Linked DNA regions of Homo sapiens: region 1 is linked to region 2. The links are chromatin loops, found by intact Hi-C in ENCODE. Cell type or tissue: K562. All regions are shown on one strand. Links, peaks and the distances in the headings refer to the core of each region. The heading gives the core; the rest is flanking DNA.

Region 1 (5,388 bases), core at 328-5,327, 1.1 Mb before region 2:
CTTTCTTGTTTTGGCACTTTACTACTAGTATGACCTTCTGCTTAGCATGGTACTACTCCAGAGAGGGTATCTTGGATCCCTCTTCTACAAAATGAGAGAAAAATTATACTCTGCCTACACAAGACAGAACCTGTACAAGAAAGATTTCAAAAATACTTTTCGCTCTCAGAAGAATGCGATGCATGAATAAAACTTGAAATTTGAAAAACTTTAATTCTCACTGATGCCCAACAGAATTTGATGTGGCTTAACGGAAAATCATTAACACAAGAGTAAGAGGAAAAGGACCAAGCCATGGGGGAGAAAAGAAGGGAATTTGTTGTTGTTGCTCTGTTTGTTTTGTTTTTTGTTTTGTTTTGTTTTGAAATAATTGAAGATCGAACATTGAATTTTCACCCCAGGGAATTTCTACATAATGACAAAATTTGTTTAATTGTGGGATTAATAGGGGGCTCAAAAGTCTTTTACTTGGAAACTGCTGAGCCTGGCGAGCAGTGACTATCAGCAGTTACCATCTGACAGTTATTCTGTGGCTTAAGGAAAATGGCTTGTGGTCGCAGTCCAATTCCTGCTGGACAGGTATCCGCATCATAAGAAACCACCACTAAATTTGGCACCTAGACGAACTATTATTGGCAGCAGAGAAAGAAGGCCTGAATCAGCATTCGGATTTGAGAGCCCTGACCATCTAACCTGGTCACTCCAGGTCAGGACTGAGAGTGGCGTGTTTGCAGGGTTTAAAGTGGGAACATTTAAGGGATTATTGCCTGATGCCATTTGACGGTCTATGAATAAAATGATTATTCAGATATCTAGCGTTTCCCATCTGGCACATTTTTATGTACTTAATTGCATCAAGAGAAGGAAACCCCCCGCCCCCTTATATTGAATATGATCTTTTATCAGCCTCTTAAAAAATACAAGCAGATACTGCAGGCACTATTACTATGTAACAGTGTATTCAAGTACTCAAGGTTGTTTTAAATAGTCATTGTGCTGACAGAGCTCACATTTTTACAGAATGACAAAGCGATGATGAGGAAAAGCAAAGAAATCCATGCCAAAGGGCCATTCAGCAGTGAAAGCATGGCTTTTAGTGAGCTTGCACGTTCGTAGGCAGTTTACTACTGACCACCTCAAGGGCAGCAGAGGCCCCATGGTGGTTCTATCCAAAGAGTGGAATTCTCAAGGCTTTATTTGCCTTAAACTTGATGTCCTAGTAGACCTGATATCTACTGCAGAGAAGTATAAATGGCTTATTCTTCCAGTAGGAGCTCACTTTGTTTCCTTCACTCCTCTATACCTGGTTGCTTTTAGTCAACACACAGTAAAATACACCCTTGAATGGAGAGAGTATACTAATGGATCAAAGGTGTTCCAAGGGCATTGCCACCAATATGTCAACAGTAGGATTTACCTGGCCCAGGGGGCCCGCCAGTCATTTAACAGGGTAGCAGTCTGGGGTGCCAATAGGCTCTGCAGCATTGTAGCTAAGGCTGACCTCAGTAGGGTGGTGCACCTCCTGCTGGTCAATAAATGAGGTAAATTTAATGGCAGCCTTTGAGGTGAACCAATGTTTTATTCCTTGGCCAAGGCTGAAAACGTGGCTGGCCATAAGGAGGAGAGGGTGATATTTAGGAGCGTGGAGAGGCAGGCAAAGTGCTCGTAAAGACCTTGGAAAATGCTTATAAACGTGGTTGAAAAGAGACAAGGCATTGGAAACAAAAGCAGATTTTCCAAACCAAATCTCTGAGATGCAATTATATATATTTTTTTTCTGGAAACAAGCTCTGGTTGAACCGTGTGGTACAACTGTTAACAGCCTTTTGCCAGAAGGAGTCAAGTAAACATGGCAAAGAAATGTTTTTCTCCTTTAGGGAATATTCACTTTTCTCTTTCCTATGACTTTTTTTTTTTCTTTTAGCCCTACCTGGAAATAGTTATAGTTGTTATAATCATATCAAACTAAATTAACGTAATTTAGAATAATTAAAGTTTTGTGGGTTTTTTCCTCTTTCTTTATACTGTATTTACTTAGTTTCTTTGCATAGTCAAAACTTTTGGCATTTGAAATCATTTAAATTAAAAATGTTGTAGATGCTTTTACAGTAAATCAAAGACAATTTTTTTTTACAAAGTTTCAATACACTTCCAAAGTCGCAGCAAGACGATAATTGTAAACAAAAGCAGTAGAACTGATGCAATTAGGGCAAATATAATCTAATTAATAACTTACCTGTAGATGATCGTGATTTGAGGGATTATAAGGACTCACAATAGTTAAAATATATTTACCTGTCATTCCATAACATTAAGAACCTACTTTCTCTCTCTCCCTTTTTTTTTAAATCTAACTTCTGACTTTCAGAGCTTCCTTTGTAAATGATTTTTAAATTGAAGGAAAGGGGTAGGAAAAAGCTCAGTAACCTTTTAATATTTTTTTATTGCTTTAATCTATACCTAGGAAATGTCAGGGTACACATTATCCAATATTTTCTGGGAGTTTTAAATTAGTCAAGTGCACAGGAAGCATTTGGTTTCCACTAAATACCTAAATACTTCCTCTTTTCTTGGTCTATTTTCTCACAATAATAGAAACAGAAGTCCTGGTCATTCGCAAAATCCTTCAACCTAAAGAAAGCTAGATGCTTTATTAGCATCTGATTAATACAGCTGCTTTTTAAAATCAACATGCTTATCTAAGCCTCTAAGATGCGATGAGTTAAAAGCTAAAATGGAAAAATGAGATTCTGGATTGCTTTTTTCCCTTGTAAACAGCACCTGGGCTCCTACCAGTCCCCACAGTTAGCCTTCTTACCGGTGAGGCCCCCATGATTAAGGCAGGTTTAACAGCTGCAGATGCCACCAGGGGGTGCCAAAGGACAGTACCTGCCTGCATAATAGGCTACAGGGCACTACAAAAGACTGGAAGAGAATTCCCTAAAGCTAGAAAATTAGAATGTAGACCCACCTTGGGCCATGATGGAGCATATTCTTATAATAATGTATTTGTTCTGAGAGGCTCTAATCACTGCAGATGGACAGGACCATTGCAATCATCTCAGAAACGTCCTCATTTTATAAATGAGTCTGCTGAGATCTAGAGAGATTGAGGATTCCTCCAACACCCATACTAGTAGACTGCGGCAGAACTGGGACCAGGACTGAGGTCTCCAGATTTTTCTTAGACCATCTTCTGCTCCAACCTGCTATCGCCCCATGATGAAAATGCTGCCAAGAAAATTCACACATTGCGTTTGACCCTATCCCAGGGTCCTTTTCAACACTTTGGCAGATGGAAAATGATCTCCTTCCCTGAACATCCAGGTTTTAATTAGTAGATACTGTGAATGTTCACTTCCCAATTCCTCCTTACAGATTCATATAGAAATGAACAGAATTCACCCCAAGAACTTTGTGTTCTAGTTAGGAAAACCTCATTCCTATAGGAGTGTTTTCTAACTCTTTCCTACCTACTTATCTCCATTTTCTAGTGAGTACCAGCCGCAGGATCTTTCTTATTCCTCTGATCAGGACACTGTTGGCCTCTTGTCAAAACTAACAGAATCACTCTTGCCAAAAAATACATTAGAAACTAATATTTTAAAATATATTAAAATGTCTGTGTTACAATGCATGCTAAAAACCCATTTCCAACCTATGCAGACCCAGTGTCTTCCAGGTAAAACCTATGTTCCCGCTTTGTGAGAGAGCCCCTGCTTTCTTCAAAAACAACCAATTTCGGGGCCATATTATAGATCTAGGTGAAGAGCCCACAGCACAACATAAATTAGAATTAGAATCATAACTGAAACCTTTTAGAGCGCCTATTGATTTTAACATGCCTGGTCCATAGAGGCAACCTCAGTGAGTCCACTTCCTCCTAATTTGACAGCTGCTCAGCTATGGCCAGAGCTTGGACTAATGAGGTTACAGCTGTCAGGGTTAATCAACAGATCCAAATATGAACAAGGAATTGGGTAGCTGGTTTCAGTTAATTTGTGCAAATGTACGGATTGGGTGGGCAATATTTACACTGGTGACTCAAAACAAACTTTCAGGAATGGAGCCAAAAATGATCTCACCAGTTCTCAGCTCTGCTCTGGAGAGATAAGACACAAATTACAGAAACAGGAGATGGAACACGAAAGAGTTCATAGTTTCAAACTACCCATGAAAAGCCCATTTATATCCAGCTTATTTCCCTCTTTATCAAGTATCTAATTTAATTTCTAATACTTGAGTTTCTGGTCATTCCACAAAAGGTTCTCAAACTGTCCCCTGATGATTCAGTGTGGGATGTGTGGGTCTTCTTCCCTTGCCATGGGACTTTATGTAACAGTCATCCCTCTCCCAATCTGCACACATATGAGAGCATCCAAAGTAAATGCCACAATCCCTACATGTCCATTTTGTTATGAAAACATCATTCTATTAATATAAATACAGACTGCATTTGCCAGAGCTAACTAGAACAGGTGCAAAGTCTTTAGATGCTTGCTTGCACTGAGAAATGAAAAGAGTGTACAAACAGTTTCTCTTGTGGTGGCACTGCTGGTGTCGATGTAACATTCATCTCTGTTGCATTCCTTGATGTTCATGGAAGGTAGCCCAGGAAACTCAATACAACCTGCTTGTAGGGTAGAGAAGGAAGAAGCAGGAAGAGAAAGATAGTGATGACATGGTCTCTAGGATTCTGTTTATGCAAATACTCTCCCCTTGATCTGGGGCTTGTGCGGGTTATGTATAGAGTACATTCTGTCAAATCTCCTGCTGAGAGTTAAGGGATGCTGCCAACATAAATATTCTGGTGATTCTGAATTTAGAAAACAGCTTAAAGGCTCCTGATGTTTCTGTTCTTCCTCTTCTTTTTTTTTTAATCTTATCCATGTGACTGCCACCGTGTTGCCCATGGTTTCAAATTTACTTTGTAGTTTTCCAAGCAAGAGAAAGTCATTACCTGAAAGGCACATGTGGGTTTCTGTCTGCATCATCATGGTTATCTCAACACTGCACTTCATTTTGTGGAATGAGAGCATTAAATGCATATGCCACTAGGTGGAATAGTCTTAATAAATACATAATAAATATTCTATGTGATGGTTGAGGATCTTATGTGCATGATTTTATATATTTTGGGAGTCCATCTTTAAAAGTGAGTTCCTAAGTGTATGTGTGTTAGTGTGTATTTGTACAGAATATATATATAATATATATACACACACACATATATATACTCTGCATACACATATATACATATATATGAAATCTTATATATAGTAAAAGCATATATTTAAACTTCTATATGTGTGTATATATATGAGTATATATATATACACTCTGTATGTATATGCATATATATATACTCTGTATGTATATGCATATATA
Region 2 (5,388 bases), core at 267-5,266:
CGTCTGCTAATGGATACACTATGTTTTCTTATTTCTTTGCCTATTCATAGTCCCATGAGGGGTTACCTAACAGACCTGGAATTTGCCAGAGCGTGGATGATGTTTTTGGTTTTACTGTCTGACAATTGGATGCGGGTTAAATGTTCTCTTTAGGTCTATAACTGTTTAATAGGTTAGTATACTCAGCTCCTAGCCCAAATTCTAGCAGCTAACCAATTGCTTACATCTAGCTTTGTTCTGTGGAACCAATGGGATTGTATTTTACCTCTTCTACTATTTCTCTGACACTGAACACAAAGAGAATATGAAAAGTGATTCCTTACAGAGCTGGCACTTTCTGCTTAGAGTACTTTACTTAGGAGATTACATAGCCCAAGATTCAATGCATTCTCTACTAGTTCAATTGTCTTCTGGGAGTTGCAGTCACAGCAGGGAGGAAGAGATGCCTGAGTTTTTTTGTTTTCATTTTTCCTTCCAGTCCAGTCCTTGCATTTCTGGAGCAGGGGTAGACGGTTTGGGAGGTATTAAGGCTGTTCAGTTTCCTGTGTCACAGCACAGGCTGGGCATTTCAACCCAGGCCATTCCTGAGAGTTAAGAAACATTTCTCTTAGGGTCTAGAATATTACCAGTCTTGATTTTCAGTGCTGCAAGTTTTTATATATTTCTCTTTTCCTCAGAATTTTATTTTTTATTTATTTATTTTTTTTCAATAGGAGGTCTCAGATTGAAACCCTGAGTCCATGCACCATTGCTCCCATGCCTGCCACTTGTCAACCCTCCTGTGTAACTGGCTCTGTTGGATACTCTTTTCCCAAGAATTTTAATAAGAAGTAGGAAGAGGATGGGTCAGAGACTCCTCACGGGTTGCCATCTTAAATAATGGAATAAAAATGAATACAGCTATGTAACTAGAATATATGTGGCTTATAGGAAGGGAATAATTTTCCATTTCTTACCTAATTTATAGCAGAGTACTAGACACATAGTAATTGTTCAGTAAATCTTTTTGATGGATCAAATCAGTTTCATCTAAACCATAGACAATCCCTTATTATCCAAATGGCATTTTTTGGCAACCAAAAAATAAATTTTACACCCATTTCCAAGGTAAAACTATCATGCTATAAGATATCAAGTTACTTGATATTTATTCATTTGATGTAAATTAGAACCAAACTCATATGCTTTTTTTTCTTTTTTTTTTTTTTTTTTGTTTTGAGATGGAGTCTCGCTCTATCTCCCAGGCTGGAGTGCAGTGGTACAATCTCAGCTCACTGCAACCTCTGCCTCCTGGGTTCAAGCAATTCTCCTGTCTCAGCCTCCTGAGTAGCTGGGACTACAGGCACATGCCACCATGCCCGGGTAATTTTTGTATTTTTTAGTAGAGACAGGGTTTTGCCATGTTGCGCAGGCTGGTCTCTAACTCCTGGCCTCAGGTGATCTGCTGGCCTCGGCCTCCCAAAGTGCTGGGATTACAGGCGTGAGCCACCACACCCAGCCCCAAACTCATGCATTTATTATGAAGATTAAATAAGAGTATTGCTTACAGTAGTCAGTATAATGTCACTATAACAGTAAGTATGTCTTACAGTTAATAAACATGAGCTTTTATTATAAGCCTCTTAGAATGTAAGTTCCTTCAAGGCAGGACTTTGACAGTTTTCATCAACCCTATAGCCCTAATATCTTAGTGCTTGGTATGCGTTTATTGAAAAAAATAAATTAGGAATGAATGAGTAAATGAACAAATTAAGTCACACAGAGCCAAACTTTCTGCCATCCACTTTGGAAAATTGTCTACTGGTTCTTATTATTTGTGTTTGGAACTAATAAGTCTCAGTACAAGTTTACCATTTTGCGGCACCAATACAAGTAATGAAAACCTCAGAATGATTAATCTCAAAATGAGTATAATCAGTTTATAAGAGATTAGTAAGTTGAAGGAGATATTCTCTGTCTAAACTTGTTCATGATTTTAAAACTCGTGACAGGCACTAACAGCAGGTAATTCCATATAAATTAGTACTTGAGCCCCAACAAAGTTGCTTAGAGAAGTTTCTTTTAATTTTAATATAAGGACTCCCTGAAATATTCAGCATTTATGGCATTGCTGACATTAGTTCATTACAAAAGTGATTTTAGCTACTACTATGGAAAACATAGAGTGAGCGAGAAAATCAAATACCTTGGGAAAATCAGGCAAGTAAATATTTACAAACGACATTTACATTACATAAGACAAATGATTTAAGGGATTTTTTTTCTATTAAATGATCTTATTTATCTTATTTTATGGTGTTTATACGACTTCAGTGAAACTGCAATATAATTAATGAGCTTAAAATTATAATTACCTTTTAGCTTTTAAATCTTATGATCTTATAGTACTTCAGTCCTGGGGAAAACATGTTTTGCATCTCTTTTTAAGTAACTACAATTTAAAATGTTGTCTTCATTTTTGAAAAACAAGTAAGAGGGCAGGTGCGGTGGCTCACACCGGTAATCCCAGCACTTTGGGAGGCCGAGGCGGGCGGATCATTTGAGGTCAGGAGTTCGAGACCAGCCTGGCCAACATGGCAAAACCCTGTCTCTACCAAAAATATAAAAAATTAGCTGGGTGTGGTGGTGCACACCTGTAATCCCAGCTACTCAAGAGGTTGAGGCAGGAGAATTGCTTGAACCCAGGAGGCGGAGGTTGCAGTAAGCCCAGATCGCACCACTGCACTCCACCCGGGTGGCGGGGCAGCGGGGATCAGAGCGAGATTCTGTCTCAAAAAAGAAAGAAAAAAAAAAAAAAGGCAAGTAAGCATACTTAATGTCTGTTGTCATGCAGACATTTTTTGTCTCTGATAAAATGAGTCCAATCAAAGTGTTGTTTCAGAAATCTTGTGATTTTAAGGTTTCTAGAATTTTCCTTCGCTACAAGTCTAACGCTAATGCTTGAAGGTTAGAGAGAAGTCATAAAATAATAAAGCAACAGTATCATTATATAAACAAAAACAAAAATCTTCTTTCAAAAAGCCTTAAGCAGCTCCTTTTTTCTCCAGTGCCAGAAAATTCTGGCCCTTGAATCATTTGCAGTGGGCTCACCAGACTTTTCCAAGCCAACATTGCCATCTGCTGGTGAAGTTGCTATAATAGCTTATAAAATGAAGTGATGGATGGAGAGCGGAGGCTTTGTTTTAGCTTTTGTTTTAGTTTGACTACCTTGCATAAAAAGTTCATTGAATGTAACAATATTTTAGTAGCAGAATTTAACTAACCTAGTGAGATTTTAACTAAAGCAAAAGAGAAACTAAAATTCTTTAAGAACTAAAATTCTTATGAATTTTATTCAAATTGGCTTCCTGAAAGAATTTCACAATTTGCTGCAGAGACTAAGAGCACGGATATGCATGGCTGTGCTGTTTCCTACCTGTGTGACCTTCATAAGCTCTCTGTACCTTTGCTTTCTCATCCATAAAATAGACATACTCAGGACAGTGCTTGGCACACAATATGTGCTCAGTGAATATTAGTTGTTATTATTATTAATATTTCTTCCTAAGGTAGACATGAAAGAAAGCTTCTTGGTTATTTTGGAACACTTCTGATTTCTAAGATATTAATCTGTTTGTTTTCATAATCTTACAATAGCAAAACATAATGGAAAGTCTGAAATTTTACTAAAGTTTTAATTTTTACTTCTTGAAATTATTTAAGATCTTAAAATATGTTTAATTGAGGGTCATTTCAAGTTATAACCCTTTTTAAAGCAGTATTTCTATCTTGAATGTTCACATGTTTCTACAAATCCAATTTATTATGGTGCCAAGATTTGAAACATATGTCTATAAGCAAATAAAAAATGGATAATGCTTTTAAAAATGCAGCATTTAATTACTAAAAACAGCTTCTAGAATGTGAATATTATTATAGAAGACAAATGGCCGAGCCATTCCCGGATCACATAGTCCCTGAGCCGGAATTCACTGTGACGTTCCCACACTGTTTCTTGTCTCCCGTCAGCCTCTTGTTCCCCTTTCTTCACTTTACAATTTTTTTCTGTAGGATCATGCCCTTTCCGGTGTAAATTTGCCTATCTTTTCTCAGCTGCTGCCAAATCTTCTCTTTATCAATTACCCTAATCAATACCAAAAAGGCCCAAGAGTAAAGCAGGCCCCTTGAAGTCCTCAGAAGGTCATGAGGAGGAGGAAATTCTTCCATATTAATATCTGTGTCTCAGTCACATACATATGCTACAAATCACAATGAACACACAGTGCAATTCAATTAATAACCCCTATTCCCCAGTGCCAGAGATGTGAGGAAACTGTTACCAGATGTTTCTGTCTTAACTCTATTAGAATCCAATTTTCTAGTCATTGTCTCCTTTTCTGAATCCCAATCTTGTTAAATCTGAATGGTCACTTTTCTTACATGAGGGCTTTTAGACTAATTACAGAGAACTGCTGCAACACATCTAACACTAGTGTTTAACGATCACACGCCTTCAAGTCCTCCCAGCCTGCTCCTTGGTGCTCTCATCCCACTAAGGATGATCCTTAGCAAACCACATGGCCTTTCATCGCATTACTCAGGTTGAAGCCATCTTTAGCTTCTCTTTTTGTCTCACGTCTCAAAGTCAGTCCATAGACAACTCAACAGCTCTGCATTCAAAATACAGCCCTCGTCTGACCTTTTTCATCTCCACCATCGCTAATACCCTAGGCAAGCTGCCATCTTCTTTCCCAGGACTACTGAAATGTCTTCTAATTCACTTTTTATAAGTGTCAACCAGATCATGAGCCTTCTCTCTTCTAACTCCTCAATGTCTCCATCTCATATTTCAGATTCCATCCAAAGTCCTTAGAATGGCCTCCAGGCTGCACAGAAACCGGGCAGGAATGACCTTATTTCCTTGGACCTTCTTCTTCCACACTGTGCCCAGTCTCACAAGACTTCTAACTCTGCCTGAACATTCCCACTTTAGAGTATTCGCACTTGCTGTTTTACCCACCTGGAGCGCTCTTCCCAGATGTTGCAATGACTTGCTTCCTCATATCACTCAGAACCTCTGCTTAAATGTGACTTCTACATCCAGGGCTCCCCGAAACATGCTAACAAAGGCAGCCATCCCCTTCCTCACTCCATCCCATTACACTCCATCCCTGAACCAGCTGAGCCCTATGTTAATTTGGAGCACCAGTCACTCCATGATATTATGGATTTATTTGTTGGTGGTATGCCTCTGCCCTAAGATGTCTACTTCATCAAGGTGGGGTCTTTGCCAGTTCTTCACAACTATACTCCCAGTGCCTACCAGATAGGAGGAATTTTCTAAAATTTATTGAGTTTGTGTGAGAATTATTGAAAAAAATGAAACTTTAGGGGCTCTATTGACTTTTT

Evidence for each region. Peaks named below come from ENCODE experiments on the same cell type or tissue, not always from the same donor. Only the 100,000 strongest peaks of a DNase experiment are listed, where the experiment ranks them.
Region 1: a loop joins it to region 2, with 4 times the contacts of the local background. A loop is called at or near these places in 5 of 110 quality-filtered maps.

The regions. Positions count from the first base shown.
Region 1 is chr6:132,960,296-132,965,683 of GRCh38, forward strand. No RefSeq gene overlaps it. Among named protein-coding and RNA genes, the nearest start is that of LINC00326, 130 kb to the right of the region's middle. In K562, for the core only: CTCF peaks have their summits at 1,530 (motif pointing left) and 2,879 (motif pointing right); DNase peaks (open chromatin) are centred at 2,846 and 4,036.
Region 2 is chr6:134,094,203-134,099,590 of GRCh38, forward strand. All of the region lies in intron 2 of LOC124901404 (a long non-coding RNA gene), which reads left to right. Among named protein-coding and RNA genes, the nearest start is that of SLC2A12, 44 kb to the left of the region's middle. In K562, for the core only: a CTCF peak has its summit at 3,120 (motif pointing left); a DNase peak (open chromatin) is centred at 3,089.